Regions from separate parts of the Homo sapiens genome. Here all the other regions are linked to region 2. The links are chromatin loops, found by intact Hi-C in ENCODE. Cell type or tissue: IMR-90. All regions are shown on one strand. Links, peaks and the distances in the headings refer to the core of each region. The heading gives the core; the rest is flanking DNA.

Region 1 (7,218 bases), core at 970-5,969, 420 kb after region 2:
TGATTCCACGAACAGGTTTTTATTGAACACATATACTTCTATGTTTGTTCAAAGAAGTACATGAGGCTGGGTGTGGTGTCTCATGCCTGTAATCCCAGCACTTTGAGAGGCTGAGGCAGGTGGATTGCTTGAGCCTAGGAGTTCAAGACCAGCCATGGCCAACATGGCAAAACCGTGTCTCTAAAAAAAACACAAAAAATTAGCCGGGTGTGCTGGTGCACAACTGTGGTCCCAGCTAGTCGGGAGGCTGAGGTGGGAGGATCACTTGAGCCTAGGAGGCAGAGGTTGCAGTGGGCCAAGACCATGCCATTGCACTCCAGCCTGGGAGACAGAGTGGGAGCCTGTCCCCCCTGCCCCCACCAAAAAAAAAAAAGAAAAAGGAAAGAAAGAACGAAAGAACAAGGCAATTTGTTGCAGCACCATTTTAAAAAGCAGTTGATTGAAAATGACCTAAATGAATGTCAACAGGAAACTGATTCAATAGCATATAGAATACCCATGTCATGGAATACTGTGCAACCACTTTAAAAAATGGACTAATGGCCAGGCGCGGTGGCTCAGTCCCAGCACTTTGGGAGGCCGAGGCGGGTGGATCACGAGGTCAGGAGATCGAGACTATCCTGGCTAATACGGTGAAATCCTGTCTCTACTAAAAATACAAAAAAAAATAGCCGGGCATGGTGGCGGGTGCCTGTAGTCCCAGCTATGTGGGAGGCTGAGGCAGGAGAATGGCGTGAACCCGGGAGGTGGAGCTTGGAGTGAGCGGAGATTACGCCACTGCACTCCAGCCTGGGCGACAGAGCAAGACTCCGTCTCAGAAAAAAAAAAAAAAGACTAATATGTAACTATCTCCAGATATACTGCAAAGTGAAAGAGCAAGGTACAGAATGGGAGTTTAGTAACTTACATTTGTATAAAAAGATGAGGAGAGCTAAAAGCCCTTAACATACGCATGGATCAGCTCTGGAAGAATGGATGAGAAGCTGGTATTCCCACTGTTCAGGGGAGGGGAGTTGGGGAATGGGAAACAAAGATACGAGGGCAAAAGACTTTTTTTTTCCTATTTATTCTCCTTTTGGGTGTCTGAAATTTCTCTTTTTTTTTTTTCCTGTGAACGTTTAAAAAATCAGTTTTAAGCATTTAATACTTAAAAATGTAAAGAAAAAAAAGCAAGCAAGCTAATAGGATGCCAAGCAGCCCTTCTGCTCTGACTCCGAGCTTCTGGTCTGGAATGGCCAGGACTAAAGAGCTATTTGAACTCATTTCTGGATTGTGTCACATTGTCTTCTCTCCCCTGGGGCTGTCATCATAAGGCCCCAATGCTTTGAAATTTAGAGTGAAAGAAAAGTTCTTTATTTCTCTTGATGAACTTGTATATTTTCTCTGTTTTGAAAATAAGAAGTATGCATTGGGAAAAGGGACTTTGGAAACAACAACGACAACAACAAAATAAGAACATAAAGTAACAGTGTCTTCTTTCCCTGCTTTGGCTACCAGGAAGCTCACAGACCAAACTCAATTATATGTTAGCTGCCTGGGCTATATGTTAAATGCTTTTATTTCTGTAGAAAAATTTGATTTTCTATGTCTATTTCATGGTCTTTGAATTTGCTTCTCTATTCATATTTAAATTATGATTGATTTTATTGCATATGGGCTAAAAAAAAAAATTTGGATTTTCAACTGATGTTTTGTGCTCTCCCTACATTTCTTTGTCCCCCTTCCCCATCCTGCCCTCATTCATTCAAGACCAGGTGGCATCTTTGCCTCAGGGAAGGGATGTCACAGTAGAAGGATGAAAAAAATCTTTTGAGTTTCAAAGCCCAAACCCTGAGGGACTTTGGGCCTAAGCAACAGATTTGGGAGAGGAGGGATGGAGTCAGATGGAGAAAAGCAGGCTAAAGCTTCCCAGACCGGAGGAGAAGGGAGCAAAAGGAAATCGAGAGTGAGGGAACAGCAGAAAACCAGCACTGCGGAGAGACATCTGTCCCAGAGGGAGCCTGTGCCCTGCTTCCCACTCAGTGCACAAGGACAACACCAGACCCGTGGCAGAACGGCTGCATGGTTAGACAGATGGGCCTGAGACCACCTCCCAGAGCTTCCTGCACCCCAGAGGGCACAGGGACTATGCAAAATGACTCCCATATGCCCGGGGAGGGGGGAGTCTGGAGGCGCTTGGAGAGCATATCCGGAGGGCCCTTCTGCTTGAGAAAGGAAGCTGTGTGGCAGCCTCCTTCATGAACCCAGATCAAGGCCAGATGATGGTCTTCACCCCAGATGCCAGGATACATGGACAGTGGCTGAAGATGAGGACAGGTGTCTGGCTTGCCTTGATGCCTTGTAGCCCTGCAGAATGGAGATCAATCCAGGAAAACCCAAAGGTCAACTTTCTGTCATTTGTCAGTATGTTGCTCTTAAAAGAAACTGAGTCTCCTTATAGAGAAATCGTTATACATCTTGTAAACCTGAGTTTGCAAATGTTGATACTTGGAGGCCCTCAATGGAATGAAATGGAGAAGCAAAATTTTTTAAGTAGCAAAGTGCCTTGTCCAAACATTAGTCTTTTCCAGAGACTTCTATAAGAGGGAACCCCAGGACAGACTGCCCCCTTAGGACCCCGGGGACGGTTTTTCTGATAAGGATACGATTTCTCTGCTAGGGACACAACTACATCTCCCTCCCACATTCTGAAGGGCCAGGAAGCCTTTGCCACGCTTGGTGCTTCTTCCTCCATCAAATGCTTTCTGAATCAACTGGATCTGCCGCTGAGCACGGTAAGGCGGATGATCTGGAAGCTTTCCAGGTGCTTTAGGAAAGAAGCGGCATTTCAGCCACGGTTTTTGGCCTTCATAATCAATGTCAGCCTCTAATGCTGTCTGGAATAGCAGATGAGTGCCTGTCTGACCCGGAAACCTTTTGTTCGCCGCGCCCCCCAGCTTTGTTACTCGCTGATGGAGGCTGGTTTTGTCATCTGCCGTAGCTGTCTTACCGGTCTGACCGTTCCTTTACCTATCCTTCAAATGAGCAGAAGAATAATTTCTTCGTGGGGGACTGATGCTGAGCAGATGTTCACAGAGCCCCAGAGGATCACCGTGACAGGTCCCTCAGTAGGACTGAGATTGTGGTTATGTAATAATTTTCCCTTCTCATTTTGATTAAAAAAATGATGCATGCGCATCTCTGAGCGCAAATGTGTCAATGCTAATTGGACATGCGCATTCGAGACGGCTCCATACGGAACGGAATGGGACCGTGGCCCCGAAGCAACACTCCCTCCCAGCACCATATTACGCAAACAAAATGATTCAGGGGAAGAATTCCTCCATTAAAAAGAATTTGAGGTGTCCCTGATCTTTGGGTGCCAAACATTGTGGCGAAGGGCTCCGCCGGCCCCTACAGACGCGAACTTGGTGCCGTAGTCTCGAGTGCCCTCTGCCGTAACTTGGGAAACCAGCGCTTCTTTAGGGAGCCAGCCATGTCTCCTGCAAGGAAGGAAAATGAACTACGCTTTATTTCTCAAAAGTTTCCGTCAGAATCTGGCCTTCCTGCTGTTTCGAGTTATTTGGGTTGGGGGCCAGGCTCCCTCAAAGCCTGGAGTGTCCCGTTAAGTCAGCCTCAATGTTCACCCCAAAGATGGAACTGGGGCGTCTTGGAACAAAAAAAGGAAACTGACCAAAATACGATGACTCTCGGGATTGAAATAGAGCGCCACGATATTTTGGAGACATCTTCTGAGAGTATAATCTGGGTCTGATTTTATACAACCTCAAGCTGTTGTGTTCTGAGCATTATTTATTCATTTTAACGTTCACTCGAATTTTGTTTTTTTGCCCATCAAGCAATGAAAAGCTTAGATTTGGCCCAAAATGTGGAGGTCTTCACTGGGTTTGTCTGTGCCTTTCTTTCATACCTCAGTATGGCTTAAAGACCAAATGTTCATTTACTCTGTAAGTGAAAAGGATATTTGCCCATTAATTTCAACTCCAGTGCTCAAGCCCCATATAAGACACAGTTAATATGATCTCACTTTGGATGACACTCGGAGGAGCAGGAAGACAATTTGTGGGGGGAAAGGAATAAGAGGCAGCGCACATTTAACAGGAATGTTAATATTTACTGGTCGTTGTGCTCGATATCTGGAAGGCGGCACAGTCACTAAGTAGGGATTACATCTTCAATTAAGTAGTGGTGGCAGGGGACTTAGCGATGTTTCACAGAGGGAAACTGCCGGAATCATACTTTAAGGAGAATAATTTTTTTAAAAGCTACAAAAAAAATTGAAAGAAAAGCCCGAGGGAAAAAAATAGAGGGAACATTTCTGTTTAGGGAATCCTAATATTTTGGCTGAACACATTATGTAAAATTAAATACTATTTTAAACCAAGGAGATATAATATCTAATTAAGTTTTTGTGGTTGATGGGCTTAGAGAGGATTGTGAATGTTACATCCATTGAACTGAAAGAAGTAGAAAAATTAAATAACACTGTTCTATAGTGACTTTCACCCAGACATACAAGCAGACTTCCATATTCCACTATTACTCTGCCCTACCTACAGCTCACTGAAGACATGAAAGAGAAAATGAGAATGAGCACAGTGATCTCGTTAAGGCTTGTAACAACCCCAAGGAGCAGAGACCAAGAGTTGTCAGCCCCATTTCCAAGCAGCAGCCATGGGCTCCAAGTGAACAAGGGACTTGCATCTGGGGTTATCCAGTGAGTCAGGGTGGAGAGAGAACAGAACCACCACCTTCCCGCTGCATCTGGAACTTCTGTCCCAGCATGCCCTGTGCTCCCCAGCAAGAAGAATGTCACACTGGGGAAGTAGAGGCTTCGGTTCCTGACCAGAGTTATCAGGGAGCACCAACATTTTAAGACTTTTTGGAGTTTTAGGAGAATTTCAATGTAACGTATGTGGTGACAGGAGATGGAAGATAGTTTTAAAAGAATATTGACTTCTAAGATTAATTATTACATGACGGCATTTTCAAGTAACTCTATACAATAATTTTTTTTTTTTTGAGATGGAGTCTCGCTCTGTCGCCAGGCTGGAGTGCTGTGGTGCAATCTCAGCTCACTGCAACCTCCGCCTCCTGGGTTCAAGTGATTCTCCTGCCTCAGCCTCCCGAGTAGCTGGGACTACAGGTGCGCACCACCACACCCAGCTAATTTTTTGTATTTTTAATAGAGATGGGGTTTCGCCACGTTGGCCAGGCTGGTCTTGAACTCTTGGCTGCAAGTGATCTGCCCACCTTGGCCTCCCAAAGTACTGGGATTACAGACGTGAGCCACCACGCCCGGCTACAGTAATTTTTAAAGGTAGAAAATCAAGCCTGGGTGTGGTGGCTCACATCTGTAATCCCAGCACTTTGGGAGGCAAGGCAGGCGGATCACTTGAGGCCAGGAGTTCGAGACCGGCCTGGCCAACATGAGGAAACCCCATCTCTACTAAAAATACAGAAATTAGCCAGGCACAGTGGCACACACTTGTAGTCCCAGCTACTCAGGAGGCTGAGGCAGGAGAATAGCTTGAACCCAGGAGGTGAAGGTTGCAGTGAGCCAAGATCTGCTACTGCACTCCAGCCTGGGCCACAGAGCAAGACTCTGTCCCAAAAGAAAGAAAAGAAAATCAATCCCAGCACTTTGGGAGGCCAAGGTGGGCGAATCACGAGGTCAGGAGATCGAGACCATCCTGGCTAACACGGTGAGACCCCGTCTCTACTAAAAATAAAAAAAAATTAGCCAGGTGCGGTAGCATGCGCCTGTAATCCCAGCTATTCGGGAGGCCGAGGCAGGAGAATCACTTGAACCCGGGAGGCAGAGGTTGCAGTGAGCCCAGATCGTGCCACTGCACTCCAGCCTGGGTGACAGAGCAAGACTCTGTCTCAAAAAAAAAAAAAAAAGACAAGAGATAGCTACGCGATTTTTGGTGGGCAATTTTTAAAAACTTAGCTTGAATAGGGAGCCTTCTCAAACTGCATAAAACTGAAATACGGTACCCACAGATACCAAAAGGCAACATATACAAAGGCAATCTTCCAAGCACAAAGACTGAATGTTTCAATCATATTTCATTGTTTTCTCCCTTTAAAATTTTATTGTTAGAGATATACAATAAAAGAACTAAAGACCACTTTAAAAAGTTTAATAATATCTATTCTGTCTATAGTTCCCCACATAAATTAAGCAGGGTCATATTTCATATTTGAAGGGAATAAAAGAACTTCCAGGACATCTTCATATAGAGCTGAGAGAAATTTGGTGAGAAGGCTCTTTGAAATTAGAATATTCAAATTATAATTTGATAATAAGAAAGTATTTTAAATAATTAAAAATGAGAAATGAGCTTCAAGAAGTTGCTCTATGGTGGTCATTTTTGTTTCAATTGCTACAAGCAAGAAGTAGTTTTAAAAATAAATCACCAGGGCACAGCAAGTATTTCTGACAGGCACTTGCAGGCAGGATTTTATAAATTCCAATCATTTAACAAATTGCACCATTAAAAGTCATAATAGGTCTAAAAGCCATTCTTAAAAGAACTTACTAAGTAATTTGACCTACATAATCATCTTGTTAAATTCATTTGACATCATGAGACAGTTAGTGAAATATGCATAGTACATTATATTAAAGAAAAAAGTACCCTTCAATTGGTATCTGATTGCACTTTTCAATTGCAGCTATTAGTTGTCTATAAAACTCCTAGACATGATTTGATTTGATTTTATTACTGTTATATCATTTTACTTTGTAACATATAGGGGTGGAGATTACAGGTCTTCGATTGCTTACTAGGAAATATTTAACGAAGGATGTTTTATTTATTAGCATAAAGAGACACAGTGGATTATTGGGTGATTAAAGTGACGATACGGCTGCTGTACTTGTCAAAAATATAGCCCTAATTCAATAGCAAGGCGACAGAGAGTCTATGAGCTGATCTATGCCTAAGCAAACTGACTCTGAAAGCAGGACATTGCCCTCTTAAAAGGATCTTTGTAAATTTCTATAATTGCACATTATCAAAAACAAACAGCAGCGATAACAAACCCACAGAGTGAGTTCTCAATTGGAAGTTTACTTTCTATCTGCCAAGAGCCCCTACTTTTTATCTTTTGCATTCCTAACATCTCAAATCAATAATAGAGAATGATACTTAATGTTACTAATCTTTGTGGCAAACACTTTTTTTTTTTTTTTTGAGACGGAGTTTCACT
Region 2 (7,218 bases), core at 1,274-6,273:
ACTATCAAAATTTATTCATAGTTTAGCCAAGATCGTTGACTTTAACAACTTCTTTGGGAAATAGTATTTCCCCATTTGCTACTTAGTGCCCTATTGAATATTAGTGATAGCATGATTCATAATGATACTGTATTCTCTTGTATAATATAGGGACTCCATCATGCTATTCAAGCCTGATAATTGGTGTAATATAGCATTGCTGAAAGTATGCTTCAATAAGCACTAGTTTCCATTTATTTCAATTCTTTGGTTTAGTAACATGACAACTGCCACACTATGTCAGACCCAAAGACCTTCTATTATCTTAAAATTTTTCTTTTAACACAGAAAATTTTAACATACACAAAAGTAGATAGAATAGTATAACCAGTTAACCTGTCAGCCAGTTAAACAGTAGCAACTCATGGCCAATCTTGTTTTCTCTCTATTCCTGCCTACCCACTTCTTTTTATATTATTCTTCAAGCAGAATCCCAAATTTCATATAATTTCCTCTATAAATATTTCACAATATATCTAAAAGGTATAATTGTTTTTGGTTTGTGTGAGAATGGGCATTATCTTGGAAATAGGATTGTTCTCCAGAAGCTTTGTGAGTGTCCTCCAACATTCAGAGTTCTGATTGCCTTTATTAGCTGAATGTGATTCTTTTATGCATGAAGTTAACCCAGTTTTTCTTGAAGAAGGTAACATTACTTCCTTATATATGGAACAGTATAACTTTGTAAACTCCTTTATTAGTTTTCATTTGACATTGAAAAATTATTTTAATTCATGAAGTGTAAATTTATTGATGTATTTCGCAGTGTTTTCTTTGATTTTGTACTTTTTTCAGGTGTTTGCCAAACCTTTAAATCTTCAGGATCAATGTCAGCAAAATCTGGTAATGCAGGTCTTGAAACTGGTCCTTAACTGCCTTAACTTTGACTTCATTGGCAGTTCAGCAGATGAATCTGCAGATGATCTTTGCACGGTGCAGATTCCAACAACTTGGAGAACAAGTAAGAAAAAACTTTGGTATGAAGGGTCATCAACATAAAGGCACAGTATTAAGCAATATAGTTTCTGTATGTATAGTTATCTTTTTGCCAGGAATTAAAAAAATAGCTCAAATGGATTTGTAACCTGAAGTAGCTGCTGATAGCTAATATTGAAATGTTTTCTGTAATTCATATTATAGTAACTTCTATATTTTGATTTAGGAAAAAAGAAAAAACAAGGACTGCACTAGAGCTAAATGGAGAGCAGATTTGGGAGGAAAGTCAAGAGCTATGATTTGAAACTTTCAGACTTTCAGATAAACAGAGTGGGACAGGATCCCACTCTGTTTATGATCATTTTCAGGTGCTGGTCAAACCTTTAAATCTTCAGGATCAGTGTTAGCAAAATCTGGTAATGAAGGTCTTGAAACTGGTCCTTAACTGCCTTAACTTTGACTTCATTGGCAGTTCAATAGGTGATTCTACAAATGATCTTTGCACAGTGCAGATTTCAACAGCTTGGAGATCAAGTAAGAAAAAAGTTCAGTATGAAGGGTCATCATGAGAAAGAAAAAAGTTTAATATGAAGAGTTGGCAAGAGATGTCAACATATCTTTCAGGGTTATAAAGAGAATGAATTAGATTAAGTGACCTAGAAGAGGAGAGTTGCAACTTGCTTATAGAAAGGGATACCAAGAAAAAGGAAGCTAATTTGTTCTCCCATGTTCCAGAAAAATGGTGGCACCTAAGGTACCTCTGAACTCAGAATTGGGAAATGGGGCTGACGGGGTTTGATAAAAAGTCTGTACTCTGAACAGTTAAACTCTCCAGGATCTTCTCTACCACCTGTGCAGCTAGGTGACTGCCTTTTCCTCCCTTTTCTCTACCTGTGCTACTTCTTTACTTTCCAAGACCAGAGTTTTTTTCCTCAAGAAATAAAATTGGAGAGGCCTCATATTCATGGATACCAGATATAATAGAGGAACAGTATTAATTTTGTGAAAAACTTCTAATATGGAGATCAGAGACTACAACAACAAAGGGGGACTTTGTGTTCTGTATCTTGACTGTGGTGATGGAAACATGAACCAATACATGTAATAAAAAATTTCACAGACTGAAAACACACATCTACACACACATGAGTACATGTAAAACTGGGAAATCTGAATAAGATTGTGGATTTTATCAATGTGAGTTTCCTCGTTGAGATATTATACTGTAGTTTTGCAAGAAATTACCATTGTAGGAAAATGGGTAGGAGTTCACGGGGTCTTTCTGTATTATTTTTTGCAACTGCATGTGAATCTACAATTATCTCAGAAAGTTTAATTTTAAAATGGAGGGTAGTTAATAGCAACAGAGACAAGGTGAAAGTAGAAATAAACTTCAGAAAGATATAAAGAATATGCCCAGAGAGATGTTGAGATAATGCATCCCTGAAACAAGGACAGGATATTGTTCAGAGAATGTTCCAAATTTACAGGACAGTTGTCAAAATAAAACATCCAGTGGAAAAGTTGTAAGACAAAGTTAACCCAATCTCCTAGAATGTAGAACAAAAAAGCAAGGAGATGTTTGATAGGAGGAAAAAAAAACCAAGAAAACTAGAAGATGAAATTAAGGAGGTGTGACGGTTAGGAGTTCTAGAAAGAGAGGATGGAGAAAGAAGGAAATTTGCAAACAGATAGTACCCCAAAATGTTCTGAGTTCTGAAGGGTATGCATTTTTGGATTGAAAGATCCCACCAAGTTCCCAGCATAATGAATGAAAAAAGATATTCACTAAGCTTTATAATCATGACATTTTAGAATAGTAAGGATAAAGAAAAAAATTCTAAAACTTACCAGAAAGAAAAAAGTAAGTCTCCTCCTACAGAGGATTGGGGTCAAGAAGGTATTAGACTTCTCAACAGCAGCACTGAAAGCTAGAAAACAATAGAGAAGTATCTTCAGGCTTCTGAGGGAAAATTGTTTCCAAACTAGACCAAACTTATCAAATCTAAGATAGAATAAAGACATTTTCAGATATGCGAGTCCTTCCAAAATTTATCCCTTATGTACTTGCTCTAAGGAAGCTACTTGATGTACAAGCAAAGAAAGTGGAAGATAATGGAATTTGGGAAATGGGCACTTCAACACAAGATGACAGTGAAAGACATAGAAAGGCTACAGTTGTATAACAAAGTTAAGGAGCAACCAGTTCAAGTTGAAGGCTCTGGGAGGTAGGGGTGGGTGAATGCAAATGATGGGTTATTTGATGCTATTGATGGTGTGGAACATGTTATGAAGAACATTGTGCCAGTCTCTCAGAGCATTTGGAGAGAATTAGTGACAGATACACAACTAAGCACAGAAAAGATGGTATGATTAAGTCCAGCGAGTATTAGAAATGTGATGTAATTACAGCTCAGCCGTTAATATTATTTACATAGTCATAATAAATGTAAACACATAGAATTGATTTAATCACAAATTGTGATAATAGTGGATGGGTTTTTGAGAGGATTGATTGTGGAGAGAGTGGTAGGGGTGGTAGGGTTGTGGCATTCGTGATTAGACAGCTAAAGCGTTACACACTGTAATAGGAATGCAGTTGATGTCTAAAGTAAAACAATCAAATGAAGAAATAGTATACGCTATTATTTGGAAACATGAATGTAACTATAGCTAAGTTGAAAAGCAGTTGGAATGGGATAGGGTACAGTTTTTTTTTTATTGTAAGCTTTTTAGTACTGTTTACTTTTTGATACTGTTTGAATTCTCAATGTTTATATTACTTGAATACAAATGAAAATAGTAAGAAGATTCTCCCAGTTCAAACTGTAGTGCTACATAGAGGAAGTGCTACATGAGGAAGAGCCTGGCTAGTTAATTTCTCTCTGTATTATTTCATCTTTCAAAGGAAAATAGCTAGGAATTAAAAATAGGCCTAACTGGAAGGAATGGCCACATGCAGAGGCCTTGGATTTCTCAGTTTGTGTGATATTGTCTTACTTTGTTAAGATCACTGAATTGAAAGTAATGGTGTTAGAAAATAATTTTTTTTCCCAGTTTTCCTGGAACCAGAAACATTGGATCTTTTCTTCAATTTGTATCATTCACTTCCACCACTACTATCTCAGTTAGTAAGTAAAAGTCATTCGTTATTTCGTTAAAAAATACCTGTGTAAATAAGGGGTGGTATATATTTACTTCAAAAATTCTGTTTATATATTCAATTGAGTTTACTTTTCACAGTAAGTTCTTATATTTTCTGGGATGTATACTGCTTAAACTATTTGTCAAATTTTGTTTGTTTTGTCAACGTTACATTTTATTTCATGGGTGAGCCTAGAACCAGTAACTGTTGATTTAGCTCTTGCCCAGAGCCAGGACAACCTACCAATCCCTAAATACATATTTTTTTCCTACTCAGTTCCCATAGGGCCTAAGTCCAGCAGCTGACCACCACACAAGGACTTTCCCTTCTACTACCCTTCTCTAACTCTTCCTCAACCTTGCCTGGCTCCATGTCTTAGGTTTGACAGGCTGTCCCCTTCAGATCTCTGAATAAGAAATGAAGGGGATCTACTCACTTGAATTGTGTTCATCAAGCCAGTTATTTATTTATTTTTTGAATCAGTGTAAATTCTATTGCATGCTTAAAAAGTTCTTGATACTCTGTAGTTGTATACAACTTTGAGACTCTTAGCTCCATCTTTGCGGAGCCTAAAACAAATCTGTCAAGGTTATTAAAAATTGTAAGTTTAAGTTTAAACTTGTAAAGCTGGGGAGTTCTAATATTGCCATTTTCTGAAAAACATATTGCATATTTAAAGTATATATCAGTGATGTGTTTGTTTAGGTATCTTATTGCCTAAAAGGGAGGAAAGCATTCACAGAAATGTCCTTTTTAAAAAAACATGTCTTCTCTTGAATCTAGAGTTTAAGGTAGTGCTTTTTAAACTGGGTTTCTCAGGGTACCTCATGTTTCCAGTTGGGGCCACAGCCTTCTGTCTTTTAGTCGCAACAGTCTTGCTTTTAGTTGTGTAAAAACCATGGTTTCATGTAATTATGTTTTGGGATAAAACAAAAAAGGTACTAGTGCTTAAAAAATAAAGTAGAAAACAACTGCTTTGAGAGATAGTAATGAACATTTATTGGACATGTCCTATTTATTGTATGATACTTATCTCACTTAATCCTCAAAGTGGCCCTGAAAGGTAAATGATAAAAATCCCTACTATGTAGACCCAGAAAAACAGAAAACAGACCCAGATTGACTAAGTGACTTCCCCCAGGGCAACAAAGAAAATATTGGCATTGAGATTGAAACACAGGTCTTTTTTGCCCCCAACCCCAGGTGTTTTTAGTACGCTAGTGGTTCCTATACTTGTACTTCTGAGTTTCCTAAGGAGTTTTTTGTTTTTGTTTTTGTTTTTAATTTGGGTTTTAGGTTCTCATGGTAGGGGCTGTGGCAAACTGGAGCACATCTAAAAAGGGCGTCATTTGATTTTTGTCTCTTTTCTCACCGTAAAGTACCTACCTTTTCCAGCACCATTTTCAGACCATTTTTTAAGATGCTAATAGATGGTGTAAAATATTCCTTGACCAATTAAATTTGGAATATGCTGGATTACATTACAGGTTCCCCCTGCCCCCCCCAACAGGATACCACGGTACATAATGTGCACTATTTCCCAAACATACTGTACCACAAAACCATATTTTCTTTTTGGTAGAAAACCTGATTCATTAGAAAATGGAACTAGATATCATAAGCAATTGAGAGCCTATTAAATGTATAGCATGTACAGGCCTTGAACTGGCTGATTTTGTTAATGAAAAAACATTAGAGGGGAATACATACAAATAGGAATTTTTATGATGGGGTAGAAGGATTGTGGGTGGTGGGAGTGGTTGATGATATTTAGCTTTTATTAATTTTATGTTCTATAATGCTTTTTATATTGCATTATAATGCATTATATTCTATATTGCATTATCATGCGTTATATTCTATATTGCATTATCATGCGTTATATTCTATATTGCATTATAATGCGTTATATTCTATATTGCATTATAATGCGTTATATTCTATATTGCATTATAATGCGTTATATTCTATATTGCATTATAATGCGTTATATTCTATATTGCATTATAATGCGTTATATTCTATATTGCATTATAATGCGTTATATTCTATATTGCATTATAATGCGTTATATTCTATATTGCATTATAATGCGTTATATTCTATAATGCATTAAAATTAAATTCATTTTAAATGTAAAGACTAGTATTCCTTACATGTGGCCACAGATACTTTGAAAATTGAAATGAAATTTTTTTGGTATTTTTTAGGCACTTTCATGTTTAGTTCAGTTTGCTTCGACAAGAAGGTCCTTATTTAACAGTCCTGAACGTGCCAAGTACCTTGGTAATTTAATTAAGGGAGTAAAAAGGATACTTGAAAACCCTCAGGTATTTATGAAGTAATTTAATACTTAGCATATAGAGATACAGTTTTTCAGCTAAAGGCACATAATAAACTCATCATGAATTTATTATGATTCTGGAAGAAAACATTTAGTATCATATATATCTTCCTTAGAGCTTTTTTTTTTTTTTTTGAGATCAAGTCTTGCTCTGTTGCCCAGGCTGGAGTGCAGTGGTGCAATCTTGGCTCACTGCAACCTCTACCTCCCGGGTTCGAGTGATTCTTCTGCCTCAGCCTCTTGAGTAGCTGGGATTACAGGCTTGCACCCACCACCTCTGCTAATTTTTGTATTTTTAGTGGAGATGGGGTTTCACCATGTTGGGCAGGCTGGTCTCCAACTCCTGACCTCAAATGATCCACCTGCCTCGGCCTCCCAAAGTGCTGGGATTACAGGCATGAGCCACCATGCTCAGCCCTTAGATCTCATTTGTGGTGGAGATGGGTAGTTTTTAAAAATGGATGTTTCCATGGCTGACTTCTGTGTTTCTCTTATTTTTTTCTTTTAGGCAAATATGACTAGAGATTATCTATCTTACTATGCTTCTGTCTTTTACCATTGTATTACATTTCTTTGCTTGCTCTTAAACTACTGAAGTGATTAATTCAGTATGTCCACCTTATGAACTAGAAGACATAATATAAATCTGAATGTTAATATTGGAGCAAGTGGCCTTAAATTATGAAATTATGTTTTCTTGCCCTCTTGTGGACAAGTAAGAGTTTGTAGATTTTAAAATTTTTTCTGCATTAAC
Region 3 (7,218 bases), core at 989-5,988, 52 kb before region 2:
ATGTGGGCATCAGATATGTTGGGTTGTGGGAATCACAGTTGAGATTGGATATCAAAAGTATTGAGACATGGAAATGGAAGTTACGACTATGGGAATCAGGAACTTTGGGACACAGGAGTGAAAATGGGACACAGGGGGAGGGTATTAACGATTTTAAGGTTTAAAGGAGTTCAGTTGTGGAAATGCAGATTTATGGACAGTGGATGAGCTATGAAAACCAAGGGTGAAGCATGGAAGATGCAAACAGGCTTATAATAATAAAGTATCTTATGTTGGATTAGACCTCCCACTGAAAACTATTATAAAGATAGGACACGTGTGTGTATGACAATTCTATCACATATATTAAATATATATAAAACTATGAGTAAATATGAATTATCAGCAATCATGCATGCACACACCCACACACACACGACAGATAAGTATCTTTAACAACTAAAGGCAATAGAAAAGGCAGAACTTAAGTGGCCACAAATCTTGAAAGAAGGAAAGCACAAGGGGTAAGATTCCAATTTACCTTAGATTCCCCATCTGCTCCTCCCTGTCATCACCCCAAGGCATTTTCCAAGTGGCAGCAAGGAATAACAGCTAAATAGAAAGCAGCAGTCTCAATAGGCTAGGAGCAAAGGCTGGAGTTTCGGAACAAGAGCAACTGAGATTTGAAGGACAAAATTCTAGAAAGAAAGAAACTATAGAGATGTGAGTCCCCAAATTTGTGTCCGTTCCTAAGATATACATGCACATGAAGAGACTCTAAGAAATCCAGCAGAACAACAGCACCTAAAGAGCTCAACAAAGATTTCAGCAGCTACACAGGGCTGAAGAGACAGAGACTAGAGTTCAAGCCCCACAAGGTGGAAGGATCTTGGTAAACATTCCAGGCTTTTGTTTTTTTGAGACAGATTCTTGCTCTGTTGCCTGGCCTGGAGTGCAGTGGTGCAATCACGGCCCACTGCAGCCTATAGCTTCTGGGCCCAAGGGGTCTTCCCACCTCAGCCTCCCGAGTAGCTGGAACTACAGGCACATGCTACTACACCAAGCTAATTTTTTGTATTTCTTGTAGAGATGGGCTTTCACCATGTTGCCCAGGCTGGTCTCAAACTCCTGGATTCAAGCGATCCACCCTCTCTGGCTTTCCAACGTGCTGGGATTATAGTCATGAGCCATCATGCCCAGCCACATTCTAGGCTTTTAGTTGTAAGACCTAGTAAGGACCATGGCCTAGGAGTAAGGTCATAACTGAAGTTAACCAGAATTAAAAAGACTCAATGATCCACTAGTACTCTTGTCTGCCTACCACAAGAAAACTTAGCCCTCCTTGGAGAAACCTGTTATCATCCAGAGCCTCTACAAATTTTCTTCTACATGGTTTGAATTCAACAAGAAATCATGAGATATGTAAAAAAAAAAAAAAAAAAAAAAAAAAAAAAAAGAAAGAAAAAAAAGGGCCAAGGGCCAAGCACCAAAAACCCAGGAAGACTCAGATGATTCAGAAATTGGAGTTAACAGATAAGGGCTTTAAATAATACAGTTAAAATGTTTAAGAAAATAAAGACAAAGAATTTCATCAAAGCCTTGGAATCTATTTTTAAAATGGGAGAGGAGGAGGAACCATGAAAATTTCAACTTTCTAAATGAAAATTCTAGAACTGAAAATATTATAACTAAAACTAAGAATTCAATAGAGGGGATGTATAGCAGCTCAGACACAGCAGAACAGAGTTTCTATGGAATGGACAGCAGGCAAATAAAAAATACAGAATAGAAATAAGGAATATAGCAAAAACTTATAACATACATGTAACTGGAGTTCCAGAATGGAGAGGTAGAGAGAGAGAAGGGGACAGATGCAATATTTAAAGAACTAGTGACCAAGATTTTTCAAAACTTGATAAAAAAGATTACATTCACACTTAAAGAGCTTTATGAATCCCAAGCAGGATAAATACAACACACACACACACACACACTTAGCGACATCAAGCACAAAGTGCTGAAGACAAAAAGAAAAAATAAAAAAAGAGAAAAATGTTCAAGTACCTGAGGAGGGGGCCAAAAGACAGGAGCAACAATTAGACTGATGGCTGATTTCTCAATAGAAACAATGACAAGCAGAAGACAATGAGAAGACATTTTTAAAATGCTGAAAGATTAAAAAAAAAGCCAATGTGAAATTCTATACCCAGCAAAACTATCCTTTAAAAAATGAAGGTGAATTAAGATGATTTTATGTTAACAAAAGCTGAGAGACTTTGTTGTTAGCAGACCTGAATACAAGAAGTGCTTAAGGGAGTTTCCCTCTTAAATACTACAGCACAGTGCTCCCAAATGGAAATGCTGAACTTGAAGAAAAAACGGAGAACATCAGAAAGCAGCAACTTTGACCCAATTCTGCTCCAATAAATTCTCATTGCAGTGGAATCATTTGTTGTAAAATATAAGTTCATATTAAACAAAATGCAGACAAAGAATGAGGTAAAGCTTGAATTTTACAACTTAACAGCATGTAGACATGGGCGGTTTAATTTTAACCAAAATCAAGTTAAAAACATTGTTAAGCAACAATGGAATTTGGGCCCTGGGAGTCAGGGGTCAAGGGCAACAGCTGGCATGTGGGAGTCAAAGGTTATGGCTGTGTGTGTCTGTGGTTCCTGGCTGTTAGGAGACAAGAAAATCTGTGGAGATGCAGGTGTCGGGAGCCATGGGCGATAGTTGTATTTTGAGGGTCAGGGGTCAAGAGAGCCTTTGGAAGACTTATGAGTCAGGGTCCACGGCTGACGGGTGGGTCGTGGTAGTTGTGTCAAAGGGCAGAGGTTGGAGGTCATGACCCACCAACACACGCCGGTTGAAACTTGAGCGCAAGGGACGGTTGAGATTCCCGGAGGACACGCCCCTATCGGCCCCGCCCCGTGCACCGCCTCCGTCGCCCCGCCCCGTCCCTCCCAGCCCCGCCCCGTCCCTCCCAGCCCCGCCCCTCCAGCGCTTCGAATGCGGACGCGAAGCCTGGCTGAGGCTGCGAAGGACGAGCGGCGCAGGGACCCCGCGGGCGTCTGGGGCTTCCGCGGCGCCCGCCTCTGCTCCCTCCCCTCGGGCGCTGGGTGCCGACCGGCCGGCTGGCCGGCGCCGCCTCCTGGGAAGATGGCGCTGCACTTCCAGGTCAGTGTGCTCTGCGCCGCGGGCCCGCGCTCCGCCACGCTGGGAACCCGGCGGGACGCGTCTGGAGACCGAGGGCCGAGGACAGCGGCGGAGGCCGCAGGGCCGTGGGCCGGTGTCCCCGGAGTCCCAGCCCCTGCCTCTGCCCCTAGCCGGGGACCGGGACACTGGTCTGGGCTGCACACCCCAGGCCCGGGCCGGAGCCCGAGAAAGGGGCGGCCGAGCCTGGGTTGGAGGCGGCGGGTGGAGGGGGCGGGGGACAGGCCCAGGGCTCGTCCCGGGGAAGGTGCGGACGCCGGCAGCACGCTCGCTGACCGCGGCTTTAGTGTTGCCAGGGCAGGTGGGAGTCCCAGCTGGGCCGGCTTTGGCGCGCCTCGCGCGGCTGCCGAGCGGTGGAGCAGCCTTCCCGCCTTCCCGCCGCGTCGCCGGCGCGGCTCTATCGTCAGCCTCCCTCCACACAGTTGAGCCCCAGCCGGAGCGGGGGCTTGGGATCCACCGAAGGAGCGGCGGCAGCGGTTGGACTTTAATTGGCCAGAGGAGACAGGGGCTGCGTCTGGGGGGAGTTGCGAGGGAGGGCTACGCGGCCGCCTCTTCGGAGGAGGAAACCCGGGCCGGGCGCGGGCGCGGGCGCGGACGCGAGGATCGCAGAGGCTACGAAGATGGGACGCGTGCTTGTATATCCTCGGGCTGCTCTGACATCCCCGTTCAGTTATTCAGCAAACATTTATTATCTCCCCACTGTGTCTCAAGCATTGTGGAAAGTTCTGGGGATAAAGGATGACATCTTACTATCCTCGCCCTCATACAGTTAACAGAGAATTACAGTACAAGTGAAAAATGTATGGTAGAAATAGTCACAGTATCATAGCACAGAAAAGGGGGTAGCCAGCCAAATGTGTATGTTGAGAAGGAGTGAAGCAGAGCTGCTATGCTCTTAGCTGAGAGATGCTTTAAGATTCTTTGAGCCTCCATTCTTCCATTTATTAATTATTGAGCGCCTACTATGCTAGGCGCTGAAGATACAACAGCTCTGAACAAAACTATGGTTTCTACTCTCAGGGAACTTGCAGTCTACTGGTCCTTGAAAGAGTCGTAGTTGTTTGCCAGGTGAAGAGGAAGGGAAGGATATGGAGGTAGAAGGACGTGTGAGCCAAGGCAAAGAATTGTGGAAGAACATGGTGTACTGCAGAAAGTTGAGTCTGGTTGGGACAAAGGGATGGGATCAGGGGAGGCAGTGGGTGGCAGGAGATGACCCCAGGGAGGGAAGGGAATTTCATAATATGGTGACAGTGTATCTAAGAATCTCATTCCCCTTGTAGACTCTTTTGAACCCCCTGTGATCACACTGATTTATAACTTGGCTGATTTATTGATTCTTCTAAAGGGTCTTTTTTTTAAAACCAGTTACTGTCTGATAATCGACAGTTCTAGAATGTTATGTAGTAAGCCCGACACATTACCTTTTGACTTCATGCCATTTCTAAGGGTCCTCAGGTCAAAATAATGTATTACCACTTTAGTAAATATGCCCTCTGGGAAATTTTCACAGGAAGAATCTTACAAGGAGGATTTATGGATTGTAAATAGGTAATCAGATGTTCACAGAGCCCGAGTAAATCTTGAGAGTAAATTAAAAGGTATGGTGGAACTTTGGAATTTTTTCATACATGGAAAGGTGATGTACAGTTAAATCACCAAGCCCTGGAAGACTTCTTCATATTTAGGCACAGTGTTGGAAAAGTTAGCTGCTGATGTCAAAACTACCCATATTGGTTTTGCAGGAATGTACTTCACAGTACATTCCAACATAAGTACTTCACAGTACATTCCTGTAGACAGCTTAAAAGCGGAGTTGGACAAATAAAAGATCAGACAGTTTTGTTGACTAGAAAAAAACTGAAATTTCTCCGTTTGAATTCTTTTTAGCATATAGGATCATATTGTTAATCAGTTAACTCAAGGAACATTTGTTAATAGTGATAACCAGTACCTAGCATTTTGAGTTTTCATATCCTCATTATAGAGGTGAGCCCTGCCACTAACTTAAAAAGTGTGCATATATACGTTTCATTCTGAAGACACTGAGTCTTAAAACAGTTGTGACTTGCCCAACGTTACAGAGTTAGAGTAGGCCTCATAACTCATAAGTTCCGTGTTCCCCATTACCTCTGTCTTACTGTCACCTACCCAAAAGGGCAGCTAGGCAAAAATTATACCATCAAGATGATGAGTAAAGAAGCAGATTTGTGTAGGGTGAGGTTAGGGTAGTGGTCAACATCTTTTTCACATCATGACATACATAAAAAATGTTAATTGTGTGTCTCATTAACATAAACCGCTCATTGCCAAAGGCCATCAGTGTGCACTTTCCCCAATGTCTCAAGCTCTGCTCCTAATGCTTGGAGGGCAGAGGGATCAATATCTCAGGCATACCTGTGAATCATTCAAAGCAGTTGCATTCTGGTTAGGAAGCTGTGAATTACGATACCCTGTCCCAAAGGAATTAATGGGTCTGGATTCCCTGACAGGCAATCCAGATAAGGGGGCAGAGTGAGGAAAAAGAATTGAGAAGAAGTAAGAGGTAGGCACTTTAGGTAGAACAGAGGTACCTTGGTAAGAATCGAGAGAATGTTAGGAAAAATTTAAGGGACTCAGTTGATCCAACTTTTTTGCTCAGGACTGTTTAAGAAGCAGGAAATATAGCCATGCTTCTTAATCTCCAGTCAAGCTACCTGATTTGATCTAGATGTGATTGAGAACTATTATTTTTAAATGCAATTATAACATGAGAAAAGGTATGTGGGAATGACCATTCTGGCAGTGTGGACTTGAATGGGAGAAACTATGGAAGATCCGTATGGTCTTTTATATTCACCAGTAACTGGAGAGATTATTTATGATTTATTGTGGATCTTCTGTATGGCAGGCACTGGATTAGGCTTTCCCCATCTTTTCTATCTTCATTCTACAATTAGTTTGGAAGGTAGATATTGCTGTTTGCAGGTTTGTTGTTGTTGTTGTTGTCGTTTGTTTTTTGAGACAGAATCTTGCTCGCCCAGGCTGGAGTGCAGTGGTGGAATCTCGGCTAACTGCAGCCTCTGCCTCCCGGGTTCCAGTGATTCTCTTGCCTCAGCCTCCTGGGTAGCTGGGATTACAGTTGCAAGCCACCATGCCCTGCTAATTTTTGTATTTTTAGTAGAGACAGGGTTTCTCCATGTTGGCCAGGCTGACCTCGAATTCCTGACCTCAGGTGATCCGCCCACTTCGGCCTCCCAAAGTGCTAGGATTACAGGAGTGAGCCACCGCGCCCGGCCCTGTTTGCAGTTTTAACAGCAAGGCTTAGAAAGGTTAAATTATTTGCCCGAGGTCACTTAATAAGTGAGTGGCAGATTCCAAAGGTTGTGTCCACTCTGTTGGACCAGTGGTTTTCAAATCGAACCATGACATTTCTAAGACCCCACTACTCTCTACTCGCATTCCCAGAGCAGCTTGAGAAATCCCTGGCCCTGGCAGCCACAGTTAGAAAATATTGCTTGATCTACTGTCTGTGAATATCAGGGGGAGGTGTTGAGTTGAGTCTTTATAGAAGAATAATTGGGAGGACTTTATGACAAATTAGGTATGTCCCTGGAATTAGCCATACTGAGATTAGAGGGCAGAGTCCACAAGACTGCCCTTTCTTCTCAGACCAAGTGCAAGTTTGGGGGTTTCCCAAAACCACCCTCAGGTTCAGTAGTTGACTCACAGAATTCACCGAAAGTTGTCATACTCAGTTGCAGTTTGTTACAGGGACAGGATACAGATTAAAATTGGTCAAAGGAAGGTGACACAGGGCAACATCTGTGCAGGTTTCAAAACTAAGCTTCTGTTGGCCTCAGGACATGTTGTGCTCCCTGCATCAATATATGGCAATATGCACTAATTATTGCAAACTGGGTGAGCTCACCTAGACTTCATTATACAGGGTTTTTACTGGGGCTTCAGTTCTTAGGTATGATTGATTGATTGTCCACGTGTTTGAAATCAGTCCTAGGTTGACTATTACCTTGTGACCCAAAGTCC

What was found. Hi-C counts contacts between places; a loop is a spot of excess contacts. Peaks named below come from ENCODE experiments on the same cell type or tissue, not always from the same donor. Only the 100,000 strongest peaks of a DNase experiment are listed, where the experiment ranks them.
Region 1: a loop joins it to region 2, with 4 times the contacts of the local background. A loop is called at or near these places in 2 of 110 quality-filtered maps.
Region 3: it touches region 2 in a loop (3-fold over the local background); 3 of 110 quality-filtered maps call a loop at or near these places.

Annotation. Positions count from the first base shown.
Region 1 is chr5:171,333,712-171,340,929 of GRCh38, forward strand. No RefSeq gene overlaps it. Among named protein-coding and RNA genes, the nearest start is that of TLX3, 28 kb to the left of the region's middle. In IMR-90, for the core only: a CTCF peak has its summit at 3,431 (motif pointing left); a DNase peak (open chromatin) is centred at 3,440; H3K4me3 peaks cover 797 bases; H3K27me3 peaks cover 1,463 bases.
Region 2 is chr5:170,910,135-170,917,352 of GRCh38, forward strand. RANBP17 (RAN binding protein 17) reads left to right here. Exons shown (of 28, transcript NM_022897.5): 7 at 835-1,000; 8 at 4,033-4,106; 9 at 6,331-6,450. Among named protein-coding and RNA genes, the nearest start is that of RANBP17, 52 kb to the left of the region's middle. In IMR-90, for the core only: no CTCF peak of the experiment used is centred there; a DNase peak (open chromatin) is centred at 3,597; H3K27ac peaks cover 374 bases.
Region 3 is chr5:170,858,893-170,866,110 of GRCh38, forward strand. It overlaps RANBP17 (RAN binding protein 17), which reads left to right and starts at 3,126. Exons shown (of 28, transcript NM_022897.5): 1 at 3,126-3,159. The coding sequence starts at 3,142. In IMR-90, for the core only: a CTCF peak has its summit at 3,137 (motif pointing left); DNase peaks (open chromatin) are centred at 3,059 and 4,939; H3K4me3 peaks cover 1,522 bases; H3K27ac peaks cover 1,189 bases.